3 separate regions of the Mus musculus genome follow, and regions 2 and 3 are each linked to region 1. Evidence: chromatin loops called from intact Hi-C (ENCODE). Cell type or tissue: heart. All regions are shown on one strand.

Evidence for each region. Peaks named below come from ENCODE experiments on the same cell type or tissue, not always from the same donor. Only the 100,000 strongest peaks of a DNase experiment are listed, where the experiment ranks them.
Region 2: a loop joins it to region 1, with 5 times the contacts of the local background. A loop is called at or near these places in 6 of 42 quality-filtered maps.
Region 3: a loop joins it to region 1, with 2.0 times the contacts of the local background. A loop is called at or near these places in 6 of 42 quality-filtered maps.

The regions. Positions count from the first base shown.
Region 1 is chr5:90,769,079-90,777,078 of GRCm38, forward strand. It overlaps Ppbp (pro-platelet basic protein), which reads left to right. Exons shown (of 3, transcript NM_023785.3): 2 at 1-104; 3 at 239-985. The coding sequence ends at 329. It overlaps Pf4 (platelet factor 4), which reads left to right and starts at 3,357. Exons shown (of 3, transcript NM_019932.4): 1 at 3,357-3,600; 2 at 3,834-3,966; 3 at 4,095-4,305. The coding sequence starts at 3,504. The coding sequence ends at 4,182. In heart, no CTCF peak of the experiment used is centred here; a DNase peak (open chromatin) is centred at 3,383.
Region 2 is chr5:90,896,144-90,904,143 of GRCm38, forward strand. It overlaps Cxcl2 (chemokine (C-X-C motif) ligand 2), which reads left to right and starts at 7,756. Exons shown (of 4, transcript NM_009140.2): 1 at 7,756-7,880; 2 at 7,973-8,000. The coding sequence starts at 7,802. In heart, a CTCF peak has its summit at 6,908; DNase peaks (open chromatin) are centred at 4,168 and 7,558; H3K4me3 peaks cover 1,291 bases; H3K27me3 peaks cover 1,065 bases.
Region 3 is chr5:90,886,136-90,894,135 of GRCm38, forward strand. It overlaps Cxcl1 (chemokine (C-X-C motif) ligand 1), which reads left to right and starts at 5,110. Exons shown (of 4, transcript NM_008176.3): 1 at 5,110-5,245; 2 at 5,335-5,458; 3 at 5,574-5,654; 4 at 6,373-6,986. The coding sequence starts at 5,176. The coding sequence ends at 6,388. In heart, CTCF peaks have their summits at 4,781, 4,992 and 5,294; a DNase peak (open chromatin) is centred at 5,146; H3K4me3 peaks cover 1,228 bases; H3K27ac peaks cover 677 bases; H3K27me3 peaks cover 616 bases.

The sequences.
Region 1 (8,000 bases):
CTGCGCTGCAGATGTACGAATACCATCTCTGGAATCCCATTCAATTCTATCTCCCTTGTGAATGTGTACAGGCCAGGAGTTCACTGTGCTGATGTGGAAGTGATGTAAGTCCCTGATTCTTTGTTCTGCTATTGTCATTATAGAAACCCTCTCCACTCTTTTCCTCTTTCCTCCCTCCTCATGGATCTGTTCTGACAGAGAGGCTGTTGTACACAGACCATCATTTTCTCTTTGGCAGAGCCACACTGAAGAATGGACAAAAAACGTGCCTGGACCCAAATGCCCCTGGCGTCAAGAGAATCGTCATGAAAATCTTGGAAGGTTACTGACCAGCTGCTTCATCTGTGCCAAACCATTTTCCTGCTCAGGAAGGGTTGAGGGTTTGAAATCTGGACTTGGTAGAATTATTTTTCCACTTTGAAATTGGGATGTTCTCTCGTTCTGTCTCAGAAATCACACTGTATTCTGAGAAGGCATGATAAAGAATGTCACAACAAACAAACAAACAATGATGAAGACGGGCAAGCCAAGTTGCAACCTGCAATTTATGGTCTATTTCTGCAGTTCTTGGCTAAGCATTCTGACATGTCCTGCATTTCTCTATTTGAGCTTTTCTTTTCAAATGTACTATGTCAAGTTTTCATTCTGTGTTTTTAATAATTATTTCTTTTAGTTTTGAGATTATAATTACATCCCTTCCCCTTTCATTTTTCTCCCTCTGAACCCTTCTATATACCCATCCTTGCTCTCTTCAAATCCATGGCTGCTTTTTTTTCCCATTGAGCATTGTTATATACATATATAATGATAAATTTCGTAGTGGTCAATTGCAACGGAAATCGCCTGGAGTCAAGCAGTTTTCGCTCTGGTCATGACCATGTTTTTCCAATGTCTTATCCCTAGAATGTCTTGTTTCCAAGCAACCTCTGCAACATTTTACATATGTTTACTTGAAACTGAACACAATAAAATCATAGAAAGTAAATTCTGCAAGTAGTGGTCATTTACTTTATAGTGAATATGTTTAACACCAGTAGCACCAAAAGTGTGAGGTGAAAAAGGGTTTAACACAAACTGTTTTTAAAAACGCCACTATTGTCTGCAACAAAGAAATATGATGGGTCTGATGTACTATTAAAGGTTTTCTATATCCATTCTCTCTCTCTCTCTCTCTCTCTCTCTCTCTCTCTCTCTCTCTCTCTCTCACTGAACTTTGGGGCATCATGTATGCTAAGCAAGTTTTCTGCCACTGGGCCACATTCCTAGACCTCTATTTTTGTTTTGTTTTGTTTTCTTTCTTAATATTGCCAGGTAAAGTCACTAGGTTGTGCCATTTTAAATGCCCTACACTATCAAGAATTGAAAGATGCTAGGCATACCCCCCCGAGCTATAGGAACCCTGCCTAGTAGCCATTTCAGTTTTGTTAGGCTGCTGACCTGCTCTGTGCCTTAGTTTCCTCATCTCTAAAATGGGAATGGTCTCTAGCTGTTTAATAGAGTTGATAAGAGAAAGAAAAGGACTTAAAAATGTTTTAAAGACTGTGTGTCACAATGAGTCACATATAATCGTTAGGCTATTAGCAGAGCTGCTAGCTCTCCTCATATTGCAGAAAGGGAGGAAACCTGACATTTAAGAAATCATGAGACTTGCCTTCGGTTAGAAGTATAGCTCAGTGGTAGAATACTTGCCCAGTATGTGGGAGGCCCTGGGTTCAATTCCCAACAGAGCTCAAAGAAACCTGCCTTAGAAAATAAATGATCAGATTGCACATTGGAAACCTTGCTCGTTAACCATTGGAACTTGACCCTTTCGCTGGTCCTTCCTTCCCTAAGAAGACAGCACTACATATCATCAATTATAGGTACATAGATACTACTTTATTCAGAACTCCCCCTACTATATCCTGGTCTTGGAGAAAGAGAAAATGTCATCTCCTCCAACCTGTACATGGACTTTAGGACACACTTATATGCTAAACATGTAGTTCACTCAAACTCAGCATGGAGGAGAGTTTCCTTCTCTATCTCTACCACCAGAGGGTCAGGCCTGTGGATATTTTATCCATAAAATGAACACTTAATTCAGTAATAACTATGTAAATGTCCATAAACATGTGATAAAGCAGTGAACAGAGTCTCTAGCCATTTTCATTAGCTTCGCTCCAATTATTAAAACCAGCCGTGCCTCTCTGAGGCAGTCTCTCTCTGAAAGCCAACAAGCCTGGATCTTACTGTGGCACTCATTACACTGTGCTTCTTCTTCTTGAGGTGAGAGCATCTTTTACTCTTGTGCACCTGAACTGGATTCTTTTCTTTAAATGGAGAGAAAGGCTGCCTTGCCTGACGTCATTGCCTGAATTCCTTGACTCTGCAAATGCTGAAATCTTTGGCCAAGGCTGCACAGAAGAGTCCCTTGCTGTCCAGATTCAAATCCTCTTATCCATTCTTTTTTGTTTTTTGGTTTTTGTTTTTTTGCTGACTCAGCAGGGGCCTCAAGTTTCAGTTCCCTAAACGCATAGGATTTATAGCATGGTTTGCAGTAGCCATTGTAGTCTATGCTGAGTATTCAGAAATGTATGTCCCAGGGAATTATGCTTGACTGTATCACTACACATGAGGGACAGATACAGGGGCACATAATTATCACCATATACGGCATAAATTAATAAAGAGATCTCCAACTGTTCCAGAAAACTCTTTTATCTAGTCTTTACCAGGATAGAGCTGAGTAGAGAAATAGCTAGACTCAAAGATTTTACCAAAGGAATGCATTCACTACTTCGGTGATTTTTCTAAAGAGTCGTGGGGACAGCAGACCCTGCTTCCTGCAGTAGCTTGGACTGCAGTCAGAAGAGCCTCCAGAATTTCATGCAAGAGGCTCGGGAGAGCTTCCGGATGAGGGTGAAAGTCAGAAGTCATCGCCTAGACATTAACTTTCATCTTTTTAGTGGCAGAAAATAAATTTCCAACCCCACATCTCCAACCCCACAGCGGTCAGCCTCACCACAATCGGCAGGAAGAGTGACAGTGGCTTTGGAGTTACGTGACTGGAAGCCAAGAAGGCAACACATTGATACTGAAGGTGTGTGTTCTGCAAACCCGATGGCGATCTCAGAAAGTTCTCTGCCCCATACAGCATACCTTTTGCTAAATTCCAAGTCCTACTGTTTCTCACTCTGTAATTGTTGATATCAATTCACATTGGAGATGTGGATCCTGCTGCCAGCTACTAGTCAAGACAGCTGGCCTCAGCTTTTTTTTTTTTTTTTTTCTGCTCTGTTTTATTTTAATCTTGGCTGGCCAGATCCCAATTACTGTTCCACAAGTGTCATTGCTTCTGCAGAGCACTTCCTCATCCTGTATCCTGGGTTTCCGGACTGGGCAGGCAGTGAAGATAAAACGTGCTTGGGAAGTCCCAGGAGCTGCTGGCCTGCACTTAAGAGCCCTAGACCCATTTCCTCAAGGTAGAACTTTATCTTTGGGTCCAGTGGCACCCTCTTGACATGAGCGTCGCTGCGGTGTTTCGAGGCCTCCGGCCCAGTCCTGAGCTGCTGCTTCTGGGCCTGTTGTTTCTGCCAGCGGTGGTTGCTGTCACCAGCGGTGAGATTGGGTGAAGGGATGCTAGGGACAGGAAGACAGTTCAGGAGCCTCAGGTGCGGGGAGGTGAACTCTGATGACATCGGGTCATATTGTATGGGCTTTCCACCTGCCTTCCGAGGGGAAGGCGATGCTGTAACCAAGCCTGTGGAAAGGTCCAGAGGTACCACACCGGCAGATGATAGGGTCATCGCTATCTCTTCTACTCCCCTCTTCTTCTCCCCGTTTACCCTCAGCTGGTCCCGAAGAAAGCGATGGAGATCTTAGCTGTGTGTGTGTGAAGACCATCTCCTCTGGGATCCATCTTAAGCACATCACCAGCCTGGAGGTGATCAAGGCAGGACGCCACTGTGCGGTTCCCCAGCTCATGTGAGTCCTGCCCACATCCCCCAGGCCCGTCCTCTCCTCTGCTACCTGTTCCTTCCCATCTCTTCCCTTCTTCCAACCAAGGATCTGTAAAGCAATTCCTTCCCTTTCCCCTCTTTCCCCTCTGACAGAGCCACCCTGAAGAATGGGAGGAAAATTTGCCTGGACCGGCAAGCACCCCTATATAAGAAAGTAATCAAGAAAATCCTGGAGAGTTAGGTATCAGCTGCCTAAATGTCAATTGTGTTACAAGACTCCTGGAATCTTGTCTACTTTTAATGTAACTGCAATCTTCCGATGTTTATATTATCCTTCAAGATTTAAATAAATGCATTGAACCAAGTTGTCATAAAGTCAAGCTATTTTTGTAATGAAGCCAAAAAATGTGTCATGAGTAAGGAAACATCTCCAAAACTTTAAGTATTTTTGATGGGAGGTTTGGTCTAAGAACTGAATTTGCTTGGTGTTACTGGTTGTACGGCAGCTGATGAATATTTGCATATATACTTAATTACATAGTCTCCTGGTTACACTTCGGTTTTGTGTTGTAATTAGCTTTGTCAAAAAAACAGGAAGGGGGCTCAACATAGTGAGTTGCCTTTGAAAATAAGCACCTAAATCAAACTTTGATTCAATTTTCTCAAGATTATCATAAAAATTAAAATAATAAGAGATTAGAGTGAATACATAATGCTAATATGTTGATCCTTTCAAGAAACCGTATGAAAATATCTTTCTTTTTATGAGTTCTTGAAGAAAGTTTATGTTTCAAAAATGAAATATTAAAAATAACTTTTATTCTTATACTATTGCCTGTAGGGGGGTCTTCACCTGGCAAACTTAAGAGTCCTACTAGGACCTATTAATCTATCACCTCACTGCTGCTCCAAGCATGTAGATGTCTTAGCGAGACTTTCTGCAGGATTCTTGGGCTCAGAAGAAACTTGATTTGTAATTCAGTTTTCTTTAAGATCTCCTCATAACACGGTATGCTAAGCAGCCACAGGAAGCAGGGCTGGGACCAGATGGCTTTACGGTCATACTTCAGAGGACAAGTACCACACATTGAGGAAAGAGGAAGATGATGTGATATGTGTATATCATTTAGATATCACTTACTCCCTCCTTCGTCTGGTCTCATAAAAACCTTTGCAGATTCTTAGAACCCTATTGGATAATCTAGAATAAACATTTTCTCTCAATCACCTTCATACATCTGTGAAACCTTTTTCTGTCATGTGAAATGACATTCACAGGCTGTAGAAATCTTGGGGGTGAGATTATTGTTCAAGTTACCTTAATGAGCGGGAAGGCAGACTCTAATTGATAGAAGAAGATGTAGATACTAGCTCACGAATGGACCCAACCTGATTGTTGTGTTCAACCTAACATGACAGTGTAGAGCTGTTTGTTGGCTTAGACTCCTAAGAGAAAACAGAGGATATGCAATTGAGTTCTTTGAGGAAGGGACAACTCTAGAATGATGAATACATGAAAACAGTCACAGTGTGTAGACACTTACAAGGGGTACAGGTATCAGGGGGGAATGTAGGGAACACAATTAGTGATCTTGGTGATCATACAATTAGTTTCTGGCGATTTTCACTTTCAGTGGCACATTTAAGGAAGGTTGCCTAATTATCCTACTAAAGCACATATATAGGCATGGCACTTACCTTCACAAGATGTTCCAAACCAAAGTCCTCAGCATGTTCACCTATAGCTCTACCAGCTGCTTTGCCTTTGTGCCTTTGTGTCTTTATCTATGAAATGGGTTATTGGGTGGTGTTGTATTAGAAAGTGGCTCATATCTGGATCGATCACACCAGGCCATCACAGTCCCACTAGAAGAGGTTTATGGGGGTGGGGGTGGGGGAGTGGGGAAGAGAAGGAGGAAAACAGGGGTGAGGGGTTGGGGGTTCTCTGCCTTTTATTTGGGCCATGAAGTAATCACTCACACCACCGTGCATAGGTGAGGTGCACATGTGAGGCACACCCCAGGAATGTGTGGCAGTTGCCATGACAACAGACACATGAGGGTTCTTGTTGCATATGGGTGATGGCATCGATGGATTCGGAGACTGACTGTAAACAGCTTTTGATGCCAACAGGTGATATATGCAAAAACACGTGCTGTGGTTCCTCACACATAGTTTGGGTTGGATGATCCAGGCTCAATTTTATTGCTATCAATGTTGTTCTCAAAGCACCGTTGCAGTTAATTTAGAGTGGTAAGGCATTCAGGAGGGCAGTGGGAGGAAACTGTTGCAGTCACACTAACCGCTCTTCAGATCAAGTGAATTTAAAGAGAGGTGAAATGACATTGTTCATTCTCCTATCTACTTCCCACCTCTGACACCCTTAGCAGACACGACTCAGTGTGTCAAAGGGACCAAACCAGTTTTACAGCATCAGGTAGTATTGGGGTGCTGAGGTGTTGGGGTGTTAGGGTCTCATAAACCCCTTACTTCATGCATCCTAAAAGCACTTCCAAGCTGCCCCCTTCATGAGCAAGGGCATTGGAGGAGGATTTTGCCACCTGGGAAATCCTGCAGTATGCAGCAGCAACAACCCCTGCCTTTGGACATTTATGGAGTGATAGAGCTAAGTTGCCCTTAAATGTCCTCTGCTTCCAGCCTTGCTTTCTAAGTGGTATATGGGGACAATCAGCAGAAAACATCCACAAACCCAGCCCTCACTCCACAGCCATGGACCCTATCAACCAACCAAAACCACACAAGTGTGTGTTGCTGTCCACAGATCTCTGTTTTTGTTATCTTCGCTTTTCGCCCCCGCCCCCTTATAAGGCTTTTGCAGTTGAAAACAACTTCCTCTGTAATGCACGGTGCATTACAGAGTGAGTTGGTGAGTTGGTTTTAAAGATATGCATCTATAAAGTTTGCAAGACCAAGATAACCGACTAGGCCATCTTCTGCTATGCAGCTAGAGAAACGAGCTCTGGGGGTACTGATTAGTTCATATTGTTGTTCCACCTATAGGGTTGCAGACCCCTTTAGCTCCTTGGGTACTTTCTCTAGCTCCTCCGTTGGGGGCCCTGTGTTCCATCCTATAGATGACTGTGAGCATCCAGTTCTGTATTTGCCAGGCACTGGCACATAGCCTCAGCAGGGCGGGGGGTGGGGGGACGGTATAGGGAACTTTCAGGATAGCATTTGAAATGTAAATAAAGAAAATATCTAATAAAAAATAAATAAAGGCAAAAAAGTACACAAACTAAGTTAAAAAAAGATATGCATCTATAGTACTCTCGTGTTCTTTAGAGGTAAAAGAAATTAGACAAGAAGGGCAAAAATTTTAAGCCTGAAATTTCAACAGAAAGCCTGGTGCCGCAAATAATTCCTTGGCGTGGGGATGGGGGGATGTCTAGCACGATAGACACTTGGTAACAACAGAAACATTCAAATAATAAAACCATAATTGTTTTTTTTTTTTTTACCATTTTATAAAATACACATGATGCCTGATGAACAGTGAGGTAAACCACCTTTCTAGTAAAGAGCAATTGGATATTTTCTTTATTTACATTTCAAATGTTATCCCCTTTCCTGGTCCCCCGTCCTCCCCTCCCCCGGAAACCACCTATCCCACCCTCCCTCCTCCTGCTTCTATGAGGGTGTTCCTCCATCCACCCACCCACTCCTGCCTCCCCACCCTCGATTCTCCTACACAGGGGCATCTATCAAGCCTTCATAGGACCAAGGACCTCTCCTCCCATTGATGAATGACAAGGCCACCCTCTGCAACATATGCAGCTGAAGCCATTGATGTACTAAGTTCGGGTCATCTTATGCTACTGTAACAAAATACTACAGAATCATAATTTAAAATAACTGAAATGTATTTGGCTTCTGATTCTGGAGGTTTTGGGTTCCAAGATGGAGAGGCTACATCGGCTGAGGGTCTTCTTGCAGTCTCATAGCATTCTGCAAGGAAAAAGAAGGAGGAGGGAAAAAGGAAGAAGAGGACAAAAAAGGAGGAGGAAGAAGAGGAAAAGGAGGAAGCAGAGGAAGAAAAAG
Region 2 (8,000 bases), 130 kb after region 1:
CATCTCATGGGGAGACACCAAGGCCTGACACTATTACTGATGTGTGCTTATAGCATGGCTGTCCTCTGAGAGACCCAACCCGCAGCTGATTGAGACAGACTGAGATACACCCAACCATTGGGCTGAAGTCAGGGACCCCTATGGTTGAATTAAGGGAAGAACTGGGGAAGCAGAAAAGGAGGACAACCCTATAGGAAGACCAGCAACACTCAACTAACTGGGACAGGACCCCTGGGAGCTCCCAGACACTGAGTCACCAACCAGGCAGAATGCACGAGTTGGTCCGAGGACCTGACACACATATATCAGAGGACTTCCTGATCTGGCTTTTGTAGGAGAAGATGTGCATCATCTTGAGAGAATTGAGACCCCAGGAAGAGGAAAAGGAATAGGATGAGGAACTATTGGAGGGGGGACCAGGAGAGAGGAGGGGGCAAAGGGTGGATTATAAATAATAAAAACAAAAAGACAACAACAACAATAACAAAAAAAGTCAAAGACTGGCTATGAAAATAAGAAAATCTATGCTTCCTGAAGATATTTCTTAAGTGTTTAACTCTAAATAGCTTAAAATAAGTGAAAATGAAATGTCTCCCACCTCACAAAACCTATATGAGAGGAACTCAATATACATCATCAGTTACTAAAATATTATTTATGAACAACTGATCTATTAGTGAAGTACATATAGAAACAAGCAGTCACGAGAGAATAAAGTCTGATTCAAAATATAAAGGGGGAAACTATAGAAGAGACAAAGTAATGTTTAAATTTTACAAATAGCATTAAAATACATAAAACAAGTTGGCAAGACTAACAAAAAGCAGTCGAAAAATCAGGATCCATAGGTAAAGAAGATTTTTTTTTGTACCTTGTGTAATGGTGGTCCACACCTATAATCTATGTCCTAAAAGTGTCTGCAGAAAAGACTTGTCTTGGCTACATGGTGACTCATCATACGCTACATGAAATTGGGTCTTTTTTTTTTAATGGATTAAAGATAACATGTTACTGTATGGTCCAAGCTGGCCCTAACTATTTAATTCACCTATCATGAATGACATCTATATATTTTATCTGCATAGCCGCCATGTTAGCTTCCCATAGGTAAAGATTCTAACGTTATCTTTAACTCAATTCTTAATAGGGAAGGTATTGAAATATTGCTAATAGTACGGAAAAGTTGAAAAATAGAATTGAGTTGGCTTGACTGACATTTCTAGATTGCGTAAATGACAGTGGGTGTGGTGGTGTTGCTGCTGCTGCTGTTGTCTTGCTTGTTATTTGTTGTTTTATTTTACAGTGCCCAGGAAACGTTTTCTACAGGAGGCTTCATATTGGCCTTGAAGAATGTATCAAAGACAGAAGAAGTTGAAATGCTACAGAAAAGCACCCTGCTCATCACTTTTTATAATGTTGTTGCCTTTCTTGCTGAAATAGATATGACCATACACTGTGCATGCTTGCTGTGGCTAATAACTCATCCCTCAGCTTCCTAAATTTGATTTCACAATGCCACAGTCATCTTGCTTTTCATATACAGCATAGACATCTAATGTGATTAAAAAATATTACCATGGAAACGTGGCCTTATTCCTTATATTTATTTTAGACGTAGTTTTGTCAATTTTGGAGTTCCCATATTTCTTAGGTTGCATGACAGGAATTTAATGCAATTTAACTACGTGATACTGCCTCCACAAAAAACTCTAATTTTTTAAAAAATGAAACAGGAACACATAGTTTTTTATTAAGAGTCATCTTGTGTCAAAGTCTTGGAATATGTTCCAGATCTAATATATTAGATTAGTATTAGTTATTACTTAGTATCAATTAAAGTGAATTTTAAAAACTACAAACTACTGAAAGCAAAAAAGATTCTTAGAATATTAATAGTAGTAGTAGTAATAAACTAGCTGTTTTAGTGGCTAGAAGTATCCTACATGGAAAATAATTCTTTCTTTTCTGTTCTACCTTATTCATCTTTTACAAATATGTCACTACCTCTGATACATTATACCTAATAAATGTTTTTGGTTTTAATCTTCATCATCACTTTCTTCTCTTATGTGATTTCAACAATGAGAATATCTTACCCTCCTCAGTATAGACAGCAGATAAACTTTACAGTGTGACGTTATGCACATTGGCCATGGAAACAACTTTATGTGAGTAGCAGCCTCCCAGAGGAAGTAATATCCAGAGGAATTGACAAGATTCTAAGGGTCATAGTGCCCCCTTCCTGCACACAGGCTAAAAAGATCAAGAATGGGGGCAGGGAGCAGACTGGGTCTCTAAGGAGGCCATGTCTTGGGGGAGGGAGGAAGGTGAAAAAAAAAAGAGAAAACAAAAAGCTCTCTCACCTTTTTGCTCAAGACATGGCCTCCTCAGAGACACTTGTAAGTGTCCCAGTGGAACAAATAGAAGAGTAAACTATGTAATGGCAGACAACAAAGAATGCTAGCTATTTCTCCACGGGCAGCTCTGATGAGCTCACTTACTTACTATGTTCTCAAGATTGAAAAAGGAAGGAAAAGGTTACTAAACATTAGCCAATAGGGAAGTAAAATTTTTTTCCAGTTTGTTTTATTGGGAAGGAAAGGAAGTATGGGTTGAAATGAAACTCTTAATGAAGTTGTGACCTTTTCTGGAGGTGGAACTATGGAATTATATAGGAAACAATGACAATTTAAAGAATGCTGTAATGAGAAAAGTGTGTGTGTGTATGTGTGTGGGTGTGTGTATGTGTGTGGAAAGCAGAAGTCAACACCACGTGGGCGCAGGGAATCCAGACTCAGGGTCTTAGGCTTCTGTAGCACACACTTTGCTGACTACTCCTAGAGAATACTTTTTTCTTTAAGACTGTTGGTACAAAGCATGTCTCAGCATAGTCTTTCTTTTTATGTCTTTCCCTATAACTGTGTCAAGATCTAATGAAATCTACCCTCTATGTGTAAGTGTCTGGACAATGGAATTCAGAATAAATGAATAATTTGTATTCAGTAAGGAGCTATATGCTGAAAAATTAAAATTGAATCACTAAGAATGAGTTATGAGTTTCAGGTCTTCTTTTTTATCTTGTTATTGATTATCCCATATTTAACCTTTTTTCTTGCAACAACAAAACACGTCAAATTAAGTGAATTACTAATACAATTATGAATATGTTACTTGGCCTTGAAAATCAAAGTATCTCATTTACTTACAAGGCGAAATACCATTGAGTTTTGTTTTAAAAGATTGAATTTATCTTATCCATTTGGAGAGAAGCTGGAAAACATTACAAACAGGCATGCCTCAGGAAGTCCAGCTTTGTGGCAGGGAAAGGTACTTTAGGGCAAAGTCTCAGGTACACTGATTGCTGAGTCCTGGTCCAAAGTCTGGTTGACTATGGGACACGGTCCATGCAGGATCTTCATCTTTTTAGTCCAGATTCACAAAGGACCGAGGGGAGGAACTGGCCTGTGATCTGCTGCTGCTCCCACTTCGCCTATGCACCTTTCAAACAAGTCTTTGCTTGCTCTGTCCTTTCCCTTCAGAAGGTTTCCTGCCTCTCGGAATTATCTCCTTTCCCTGGAAGGCTTCTTTAACATTGTCAGAACAGAGAAGGTCCTCTGTGTCTGAAAGAGCTCCCAATGCCACAGTGGGAACTGGATTATCACCGTTTTTCTCCAAATACCTTGAATGTGTCTCACATAGCTTATCACAGCCTCTGTTGGGTTTCTGCGTCTTCCCCCCTCAGGTATGTATCTTCCCGATTGAAAGGAGAGGTCCAGGGTCACAGGGTCACCTACCTCTCTCGGTGTCCAAGGCACCTAACTTCATTCTTACATTATAAATCTTGAGAACTTACATTGAAAATGCTGAGAGAAAAGGAGAGAGGAAGTTTAAAAGCAAGCTGAAACGTCCGTCTTGAGAGAGAATCTATCAATAAGCGGAGTCCGTAACACACAACTGCAGGCGAGATGGACTGAATGAAAAAGAGAATCAATTGGTCTTTCTGGGATACCTAAAGCCAGGTGAGAGTGGGTGGAAGGCAGAATTTCCAAGCTCAAAGCGTACACCTGGTGACTGGTCTCACTTGGGCGGGATAGGTGGCTTTTCTCTAGACTGCCTCAGCTTCAAGCAGCCTCTCCCAGATCAAGCTCTGGCAGAACTCCAAGGTGCTGGCTTGCCAGCTGCGACCCAGCAGGAAGTAAGGACCTGTTTTGTATTTTCTAAAAAATCATTTCCTGACAGAAAGGACCAGAGGGATTTTTTTTTTCTGACTTGGACATGATTACATCATTTGCCTGCTGGCAAGCTTACCAAGGCCTCTACAACGTTGAGGCTCAGCCACAAAGGACTGGCAAATGCTCCGTGAGTCTGTCCGCTTACTTCCAGAGCTGTGCCGTAGATCACTTGTCTTGAACCCAGACTGGGAAGAGAGAGAGAGAGACAGCAGGGACTGGAGTCTTGCTTCTCAAAGGATAGTGAGGACTCTGTCATCAAAAGTCAGCAAGAAAATGCTTAGAATCAGGCATAAAAGAAGAGCGTATTAGAGATGCACTCATAGATGCTTTGGATTGAATGAACTGAGAGATCTAGACACGTTTTAATCATTCATTTTCATTATATGCAGATGAGTGCTTACCTAAATACATATACGGGTATCACATGCATGTCTGGTACCCACAAAGGCCAGTTCTGGGGAACTGGATAATAATCCTCTGAATAAACAGCAAGGGCTCCTAACTGCTGAGTCATCTCTCTATCCCTGAGTCGAGGGATTTAACGCATCATAATGATGTCACTATTGTTCCCTCAGCTAGATTGATTCGTAATTCAGGAAGCACTAACTGAAAGAGGGCTGGCAGACATCTTGATTCCTGGTAGCAAGTAGGAAAAACAGCATCCACCACCAGACCATCCCTGCAGCGTCATCTACGCTCAGGATGAGCACAGCTCTGGACTTAAAAGATCTCGCATGTGTAAAACATCAAAGGATGATAAGTGAATGTTTCGTGGTGGTTCCATTCCTTTCAAATTGATAGTATGACTTTAAAGTTTGGGCATAGAATTTGTCATTTTATTCATACCAAATGTAATTGGCTGGAGCTGGTACTTAACACTTCCAGAAAAAATTGAATTATTTTAGTATAATGTTATTTCTCTTTAAAGCTTCAAAAACAGCAAGTCAAAGGTTGTTAGGGACTGGCTATGAAGATGGATATTGTGTTAGAAGGAAAAAAAATGCTAGTATTCCATTTTGTAAGCAACTGTTGCTTTACTCTGTCTTTACTGGTATATATTTAGTAATTACTTTTTGAAACATTGTATGCTTCAGAGACTGCTGTAGGAACCCGGTACTTTATTCTATTCTCTCTGAGTATTTCCTTATGTCAACATATCAGATTGCACCTGGAAATCCCTACAGCAGATAGTTTCTGTTTTCTACTATCATAAAGATACTAATGGGCTGACCAGCATCCTGATAATACTGAAGGCAAATATTTCAGTTAAAAACCTGATAAAGTGGTCACATTAAATCCACAGAAGTCTGTGAGCCTTATCTAGGCAGTTAAAACCCATGAATAAAATGTCCATGAATAAAATGCCTCTTAGAAGCTCCAATTTCCACCGGCTTCAGTTCTGAAGAGGATGTATATTAATTTGGGAGGGCGGGGGGGGGGGGGAGGACAAAGCATACATATGTGTTAAATACACCACGTTCATTCTACAAATGTAAAGTCTTACTGGGAGTACAACACCCAGATGTTCTGCCACTTCACCGATTTTAAACATTAGGAAAGCCAAAGTTGAGCCATGAGATACAAACATTAAATAAATAAATAAATAAATAAATAAAACCCCACAATTCTCCTAAACCTAAGAATCACTTATCTCAGGAAACATCTAATTCTTTATAAATTTTACTAGTAATTGAGATGAGTATGTTCATTCAGATTTTGTAGTTTTAGTTGATAAACCAATTAAATTAGGTAAGAGACTCATCTAAATTCTTTTTTCCCCCTGAGACAGAGTTTCGTTATACAGCCCCCATCGCCTGGAGCTCACAGAGATCTGGGCGCCTCTATCTGCCGAGGGCTAGGGTTAAATGTGTTTGCCATCAATCCCTGCTCCAAATTATCTCCTAAGGGGTGGGGGTGGGGGGCAAAAACGAATAGGAAATTGTTTTGCTTTTCAAGAATTATTTGTGTTTGTGTGTGTGAGTGTGTGGCTTTAACTCTTAGGTGAGTCTTGTTTTAGTAATATGGAGGCAAAAACAAATTTTGTTTTTGTGTTTTTTTTTTTTTACCTTAGCATTTATACAGTGAGTTTTTAGAAACATTAACATTTATTCATCTGAACATTTTGAGACAGTTATTTGGGTGCATTTCAAAGATAAGAAGCTAGCACATTGGTCACAGGTGGGTGTCTATGTCCCAGTATCTAGTGGCACAGCATTTCCTCTCTGGCAGCTTTGAATATCCTCCTGCCTCTCACACGCTTCTCTGTAAAACGACCACATGGCTCTCAGAGAGCTGCACTCAGACCCACAACTATCTACAACTTGTGTTCTAGATGACCAAGAAATAAAACCCAGGGTGAGAAAAATGAGCTAGTGAAAGACAAAGGCTAGAACTGAGGGCTACAATAGTTTGTCACAATCAGTGAAAGCTCAATATGATCCTCTAGTGGAGAAATCAAATCACTGGGACAAGAATGGATGTATACAGTGTGTGTGTGGGGGGGGCTAGATTTGCCTCGATAACAAAGGGAGAGAGAGAGAGAGAGAGAGAGAGAGAGAGAGAGAGAGAGAGAGAGAGAGAGAGAGAGAGAGATTGAAATCTGGCATCTAAATATTTCACAGATACAGGTACACGTTTGTTGTGAAGCGGACATGTGAAGGGCGCTACCTCCTCTAGGTGTCAGCACTGACTGGCGAGTAGACTGTCCCCAGGAGAGCCCTTGCCTCCTGCAGCTGGAGACCGCCGAGAGACCACCAAGTCTCTGTTTCTTGAATTCATGAAAATCTCTTACAGCTGATGTGGTGCTCACCAGCACACTGGAAGAGCCTCGGAAGTTCCAGAATTTCACAGAGGAAGTTATATGAGATTACAACACTTTGTCCTAGGTTAAACATGAATTAAGCTTTTGACACATCTCCCCCCCCCCCCCCCACGGCCCCAAGTCGGGTAGAAGGATATGACACAAAATGTGATTTACTCGTGCTCAGTACACCGCAGGAACAATGCACTCTTGTGTACAGCCTGAGATGACTAAATTTCAACGGTGTACTTACGCAGACGTAAATAAATCTTCATCTAGTACTATCTATGAGTATGTAACTAATAGAGAAGCAATCCCCCATCCCCCGCGCGTTCACGCTTGAACACACACACACCTTAATTTCTTCAGTCCTAATGACTAAAGTTCCCCAAACTGTTAGGTCTCCACTGATGACATAGCTCAGTAACCACTGTCCTCTAGCAGGTGGTCACTTCAGCGCAGACATCACTTCCTTCCTTTTGAGGATTTGGGGAAGGACATCCCAGGGTCCCATAGTGGAAGGGCAGGGCAGTAGAATGAGGCAGGCAGCTCACGCGCGCGTGTCCCCAACCCACTCAGCTTAGGGGCGGGGCTCTGTGCTTCCTGATGAGGGGACCCTGAGCTCAGGGAATTTCCCTGGTCCCCGGGCTTTTCCAGACATCGTGCATAAAAGGAGCTCTCGGGACCTCAGAGCCCCAGACTGCGCCTCAGTGCCTCCAACAAGCTTCCTCGGGCACTCCAGACTCCAGCCACACTTCAGCCTAGCGCCATGGCCCCTCCCACCTGCCGGCTCCTCAGTGCTGCACTGGTCCTGCTGCTGCTGCTGGCCACCAACCACCAGGCTACAGGTGGGATTCGGATTCGAGGCTGATGTTTCTGGGGAAGCCTCAGGTGGGCGCAGCCATCCCCAGCCCTTCTGACCCAGTGTCTTCTCCTACAGGGGCTGTTGTGGCCAGTGAACTGCGCTG
Region 3 (8,000 bases), 120 kb after region 1:
AGCATCATAACGTTGTCAAGGAGTAAGTCATCAGGTGAGGCAGGGAGAGAGGGAGGGGGAGAGGGAGAGAGCTGGTCCAAACCACCCTGTTATCACCACCACCACTGCCTGCTGCAGCCAACCAAGTTCTAAAACAGCAGCATTAATCCTCTTACCAGGCAGTGCCTTAGTCTCCTAAGCACATCTTAAAGGCCTCACCTGAAGACCCTTACAAAGAGAAATAAAATTTCAAAGGAAGCTTGGAGGAGACAGTCAAAGCAAAGCAGAGGGTCTCTAGGCTGCAGCGCCTATGGAGGTGACTATTATCGTCACATCCCAGTGTAGGTTCCTAGAATAAATTGGATAGTTGAAAAAGAAGAAAAAAAATCCATATTGTTCAAGAAGAAAGATAGACACCTAGAACACAACGCACAGACTTGATACAGATTTGCAACCTGTCCTTTCCTTCTGGTCACTGGTTTTCTTGTCTTGTGAAATACTGGCTTTAAGACCAGGAGTCAATCTTGGATCTGAATGCAAGTTCCGGATATGATCACACAGCTTCAGCTTTTTACCCACAATTCAGCGGGTCACGTGGAAGCACATCAGCAGAGAGATATACAAAAGGGCAATGTGCTTTGCACACGTTCCTCAAGGACAGGAGGCTTTTGAGAAGCCACTGTGCCTGACAACACTGTTGAGAGACCCGTCCTTATCACCACTGCTTGACAGTCTCATACCCAACTGCAAGCCCTTTTATTTCTCATCCCTAGTGCTCCAGGCCTCATCTTTATAACCCCAAACGTTTCCTTTGCCCTCCAGCATCCACTCACACTGCATCATTACGACTGCCATGATCCAGTTTTTAATCTCTTACAAAGCAGTTTGCAGACATGATCCTCACTCCTGCACCACCACGAACAGTGTTTCTCCTCTCTTCAGAACATCTGAGTGCTTTCGGGGGCCTGACAAGGATGCTCTCTGTGTAGCCACCAGCACCCTCCAATTGCAGAGTACCCTGAACGCATTATTTGGTTTTATACCTACCTATTTTTTTATGAGATATTTTCTTTATTTACATTTCAAATGTTATCCCCTTTCCTCGTTTCCCCTCCGAAAATCTCCTATCCCCTCCCCCCTCCCCCTGCTCACCAACTCACCCACTCCCACTTTCTGGCCCTGGCAGTCTCCTACTCTGGGTCATAGAGCCTTCACAGGACCAAGGGCCTTTGCTCTCATTGATGACCGACTAGGCCATCCTCTGCTACATATGCAGCTAGAGCCATGAGTCCCTCCCTGTGTTTTCTTTGATTGGTGGTTTAGTCCCTGGGAGCTCTGGGGGTACTGGTTAGTTCATATTGTTGTTCCTCTTATCGGGCTGCAAACCTCTTCAGCTCCTTGGGTACTTTCTCTAGCTCCCTGTGCTTCATCCAATGGATGGCTGTGAGCATCCACTTCTGTATTTGTCAGGCCCTGGCAGAGCCTCTCAGGAGACAGCTGTATCAGGCTCCTGGTCAGCAAGCTCCTGTTGGCATCTACAATAGTGCCTGGGTTTTTATATCTACCTGTTACATGCGGGACTTCTATATAGTCCATGAGTGAGTCCTCTTTTCTAACCAACTGGCTTTCCTACCTGTTCTCACGGCTTTTAACCTCCTCCATTTCAGAACCGTTAGAGGATTCATGAGCTCAGTCTTCAAGAAGAGCCCCACTGAGGACATCATTCTCTCTAGAACGTGCCACATCTAAGAACACAGACATAAGCAAGCCCTTTGCCCAAACTTTTACCCATGACCTTTGGCCTTCTGGCTGTTGAACTTCGAGTTTATAATAAATGCATTCGACATAGAGAATTAATAATTTCTTGGGGCATTGCCATTTTCCTCTATTGTGGGGAATCATTTCTAAGTTGTCCTCTCTATGGCTTAAGGTTTCCATCCTCACTAACTTTATCCTGTTTCTATCCTCAAATTATACAATACTATTTATTGTAAATGGAATTGTGTAAATTGATAATTTTTTTTTTATGAAACGGTATGTGATGCCTTCTGATCCTAGTGGGGCCTTCCCAGGTCTTGCAATCCTTTGGTCCATTAATGTCCACTACCTTTGGACCTTCAACATTGTTTTCTCAAATCCTAACCAGAAATCCATCCTCTGGAGCACACAGCTCTTTCACTGGACTTGATTCCTCAGTAAAGTAAACCTACTTTCCTTCTTCAGCGTGACAGTTCCTAAGCTCACCTCCCTGTATCCGCAGCATCTCCATGGATATTGTTTCTTATATTAAAAAATTTAACTCCCCGTAACTCATGTGCTAAGTAAAAAAAATCAATAAAACCCATTAACCTCAACAGATTTATTTACTACTTATTCATTTTATTTACTCTGTTTAATTTTTATCATGACAAAAGAGCCATAAAATTTATCACAAAAAATGTACATCTTGATGATATTTGTATAGTCTTGTGCAACCATCACTGCCATCCATTTCCAAAATGCCTTCATCATATAAATGGAAACCCTACGTCTGTTTGATAACTTCCATGGCTGGAAAGATGGTTCAGTGGGTAAAATACTTGCTGTCCAAGCATTGAGACCTAAATTCACGTGTCCAGCACCAAAATAACGATGAGGAGTGACTGAATGCATGTCTCTATGATCACAGCACTGTGGAGGCCTGGATAGACGGGCAGATGCCAGGGTTCGGCAGCCAGCCAGTCTATCCAAAGCTGTGAGGTTAATGGGGAGCCCTGACTCCAAATCAAGCTGGAAAGCAATCAAGATAAACATCCCAGTGTCAACCACTGTTTCCACATGCACCCTCCACATACATCCAACACACATGCACACACATACAAACAATAATAATAAATTTCTAAATCCCTTTCTCCTGGGCAACCACTATTGTACGTTCTGTATTTATGCCTTTCCTTTTACTGAATGGAATGTATAAAATGTTATTTTTTAGTTTCAATAATTTCATATCTTACTGGTTTGCTTTAGTTAACATTACTTTCAGTAACTTTTACTTGAAGGATACTTTACAGATGTTAAGTGGTTGTATTTTTATATTAGTTCTATGAGGGACATTTTTGAGACTTAATAAAGATTGGAAATGTTTTACATTGACTGTGTACATTCACTCATCCACTTGAGTGTGGATGCGCATATGTTAGTACAGGGGCCGGCTGAGGCATCAGGCGTTAGCTGTCCCTGGAGCTGGAATTACAGATGATTGGGAATTGCCTGATAATTGAACTTACCTCTTTTGCAAGAACAGAACATGCTCTTAGCTGCTGAGCCATTCCTCCAGCCCTAGTGAGCTTCTATTTTTAAGACATGACTCCAGTAGGTTGTTCTGTGATTTGCAGCTTGTATATATCAGCGGCATCCAGCTATAGTAAAACAAGGAGGAATTCTCTTATCACGGTACCCTTCAAAACAGCTAATCTTAGGAAGTTTGGAAACAGGTGTAGTGCTTGGTGAAGGACTCTCCTGTGCAGATGGCTACCATTTCCTTGCAGAGACCTCAGGGAAGAAGGGAGTAAGACTCAGCACAGATGACCTCTGAACTCTCATGGGGCATTAATCCTAATCTGAGTACCCCACCTTTATGATCATTCAATTTGTTGCCAATAAAGTTGTAGAGTACCACGTCTCTTCCTTTATTTGGTAGCTATTTGCAAAATGCTTAAATAGCACCCGGATGCTAGCACATTTCATCTTAGTATATCAGCTCTGTGAAGCAAATGCTACTATTGGCTTTCTTTTACAGATGAGAAACATACTTGAGGTTGGAGAGATTGCCAGTGACCATTGCGTGGGGACTCGTTGAAGCTGAAGTTTTAATCCTAATAGTCAGGCTGCCTCTGTAGCTCCACATGTAGAGTACACCCAGACCAAGGGTTTCTTACATGATAGCTCCAGTTCTCCCTCACAGAGACATAGAATCAATGGATGTTCAGCTAGGATCTACATTCAAATACCAACAATGACAAAAACAAACACAAACAAACAAACAACAATAACGACAACAATCTGGAGACCTAAGACTGCATTCAGGCAGATTCTGAAATTGTTTAAATAGAGAGCAACAAATATGTCAGTAATTATCTAAGTCTGGTGTATTGGCTCCTGAGTCTAAGAAGCACTTGGAAGGTGGGAGGAGAAGGCTTGGAAGTTCAATAGCTAGTTCTAGGTAACCCTGAGTAGTAATTAATAATAATAATAATAATAATAATAATAATAATAATAATATTCAAAGACTCAGTTTTACAATACAGATAGATTCAGATAGCATGAAAATAGTTGTACAAGTAGACTAATAGTTATATAAAGCCATAGCCCTTTGCTGTTAGACTGGTGCTTGTGACATCTGTGGCCTTTTATATCTAGGAACCCCCTCCTCAGCCCAGAAAAAAACCCACAGCTTTCCCGTGGACTTTCCTTAGTCAAAACAAAATATGACCTGCTATACAGCAGGGTAGGGATGCTTCAGGAACCACACCGGGAGTTCGGACTTTCGGGAAGTTCCCAAGCTCAAAAAACAAAGAGGAGATTGCTACAGCATTCTAAAATAAACAGGGACCTAACCTTGACAGTGATCTTTCTCCTCACCCTCTTCACATGCCTCCCTGATACAAACCACCAACTGTGATTTACCACAAAAACAGTTGGCAAAAGCAAACCACCTCACGTGGGATAAGAGAGGGTAGATGTCTTTTTAAAGAATGCGTTAATCTGCCACACTCAAAAAACAAGACAAGCTTCCATCCCCGCAAATCACTGTAGTACACCAAGTGGAATCCTAGGTGGCGTGGCGCCCACGTGCACATAACGCGTGTGACCCACCTCGCCCTGAGCACTGGAGACTCTGAAGTCTCACTACTCCTCCCCCCCCCAACCCCCCAGCCGTCACTTGTCCAGCGAAGCACGTCACTCCCTCCCCTTTGGGACTTTGGGGCAAAAAGCAAAAATCCCAGAGTCTAATCCTTGGGAGTGGAGCAAGGGGGAGGAGCGATGTCCTTTCCGGTTGCAGGGAAACACCCTGTACTCCGGGAATTTCCCTGGCCCGGAGCTCTGGAGTTTCGAGCATAAAAGGGGCTCGCGGGAGCCCTAGAGCTCCACAACAGGACTCAGAGCCTCTAACCAGTTCCAGCACTCCAGACTCCAGCCACACTCCAACACAGCACCATGATCCCAGCCACCCGCTCGCTTCTCTGTGCAGCGCTGCTGCTGCTGGCCACCAGCCGCCTGGCCACAGGTAGGTCTCGCCACTGCCACTGGGGGAGGAGGGACCTCTGGTGAGCGCAGCCTCCCACAGTCCCGCTGACCAAGAGTCTTCTCCCATAGGGGCGCCTATCGCCAATGAGCTGCGCTGTCAGTGCCTGCAGACCATGGCTGGGATTCACCTCAAGAACATCCAGAGCTTGAAGGTGTTGCCCTCAGGGCCCCACTGCACCCAAACCGAAGTCATGTGAGTATCTTCCCGGTTAGCTTCTGCCACTTCCAGACTCGCCCAAACCCTCCCGCGCCCCCACACTTCTCCTAGTGGGAATGCCTAACATGTGGGTCTATCCTTCTCTCTGCAGAGCCACACTCAAGAATGGTCGCGAGGCTTGCCTTGACCCTGAAGCTCCCTTGGTTCAGAAAATTGTCCAAAAGATGCTAAAGTGAGTTGTGACTTGTGTTTGTACCCGAGACTAGAGTCAAGGGTGGGAGTACTGGCATATGACCCCTGAACGTTAATTCTATCAAGGAAAGTCTGTGTTTATCAGGAGGTCGGAAAGTTGTGGTTATTATTTTGGTAATTGACCTTAATTTGAGATCATTAATTGGTTCTGATGCTAGAGAATTGTGTCCTCTTGGACACAATTACTATTGTATATTACACAATTACTATTGTGTATAATTATTACCACACTCAAAACCCCTATGCAAATGGTCAGTGGCAACAGTTCCTAAAAGATGGAGAAGTCGCCAATAGCCTTTAAAAGTCTCCTTAGGGGCTGGCAAAGCATGCCCGAGCCTTCTTTTGCCAGTGAGATTTCCCTGAGTTCAAGGCTAAGGTCTCTGTGAATGTTACATAATTTATTGAATTTAAGCCAAGTAGGGGAGATAATAGCAGCTATATCACAGAGTTGTGAGTGAGAGAGGATTAAAGTCACACTTGTAAATTAACCCATGCTGAAGTAGGTTTTTGTTTGTTTGTTTTTGTTTTTGTTTGTTTTTGTTTTCCAAGTCAAGTGATTGACTCCACAGGAACCGACAGTACAGAACTCTGGGTGCAAGTGTAGACATGTAGAAAGCCCATCTGGAGCCTCAGGGGCTGGAATAAAAGAAGAAAGGCTTTGATGACTATTTGTAACAATGACTCTTTTCTGATTGCAGAGGTGTCCCCAAGTAACGGAGAAAGAAGACAGACTGCTCTGATGGCACCTGTCTGGTGAACGCTGGCTTCTGACAACACTATACAATTTCTTTTGAGGGTCCTATTTATTTATGTATTTATTTATTCCACAAAGTGTGTGGTTTTTATTTTACATTAATATTTAACAGTGTGGATACATTTCATCGATGGTAGTTCAGTTCTGCTTGTTCAGTTTAAAGATGGGTAGGCTTAAAATATTTCATTAAACTAATATTTATTGGGAGACCACTAAGTGTCAACCACTGTGCTAGTAGAAGGGTGTTGTGCGAAAAGAAGTGCAGAGAGATAGAGTTTAGTATTATGTTTTGTATGTATTAGGGTGAGGACATGTGTGGGAGGCTGTGTTTGTATGTCTTGAAAAGAATGTCAGTTATTTATTGAAAGTCGTCTTTCATATTGTATGGTCAACACGCACGTGTTGACGCTTCCCTTGGACATTTTGTGTCTAGTTGGTAGGGCATAATGCCCTTTTACATTCTTTAACCCTGTTTCTCCTGGTCTCGTCTCGCTCGGGACAGAGACGTTCAAAGGACTGTTACAAATGAAGTAAAAATAAAAGTTTTATTAAAAAAAATAACATGGGTGCTTTTTGTCTTATTCTTCTTGACATGGTGGTTTGTAGTTAATCTTGTACCTATGATGGCTGGAATTTCTTATGACTTGCATACTTGAGGAGGAGCAATTGCTACCCCTGAAAAACACATTCTATGATTCCCCAACTTTCTTGATAATTTCTAGCTCTACACTGACCAATTTTTTTACTCAAAAAAAAGTTCCTTTTTTTAAAAAAATACCTTTGCTGTTATTATTGTTTAATTTTGAGAGAGGGATTGTCTACGGCCAGACCACCCTGAACGAGCTCGATCTCCTCTTATCTCAGAAGCTAAGCAGGATCGGGCCTGGTTAGGACTTGAACGGGATAGAGGGGTCGTGCAAAGCTGTCTAGACTGGCTTTGAACTCTCAGTCCTTCCTCTGCAGGCTCCCTGCACGCCAGGATTACAGTTATGCAGAGTGGATACACCTGGCTCTGAAATTCTTGACAAACTCTTGAAGTCTTATAAACACGGTAACAAGCCCTTTGGTATGTGGGTCTTCCAAACTGTGTAATTATCTTTCCTTTTTGATGAGGTTGGTGACCAGAAGTGAACAAGTGGATTCTTTCTATGGACTTTAAAGCTTTATGTTAAAAATGCTAATAAAAGTAATGGCGTATACAGGTAAATACACACTGTGAAGTAAAATACGTGGTTTAAGGAAGCAGAATGAGAGCTACTGAGAGGTATGGCTTCAAAATATACCATGTTTTATCAATGGGTCACATATTAAGGAAAATATAATCAGGTAAGAATGTAAGGCATGGTGGTGCACACCTTTAATGCCAGCACTCAGGAGACAGAGGCAGGTGGATTTCTGAGTTTGAGGCCAGCCTGGTCTACAGAGTGAGTTCCAGGACAGCCTGGGCTATATAGAGAAACCCCGTCTCAAAAAACAAAACAAAACAAAAAACAAAACAAAACAAAAAACAAAAAAGGATGTATATTAGGATACCTAAGTGATACTTTAGAAGAAAAGGGAAAGTTTAGAACT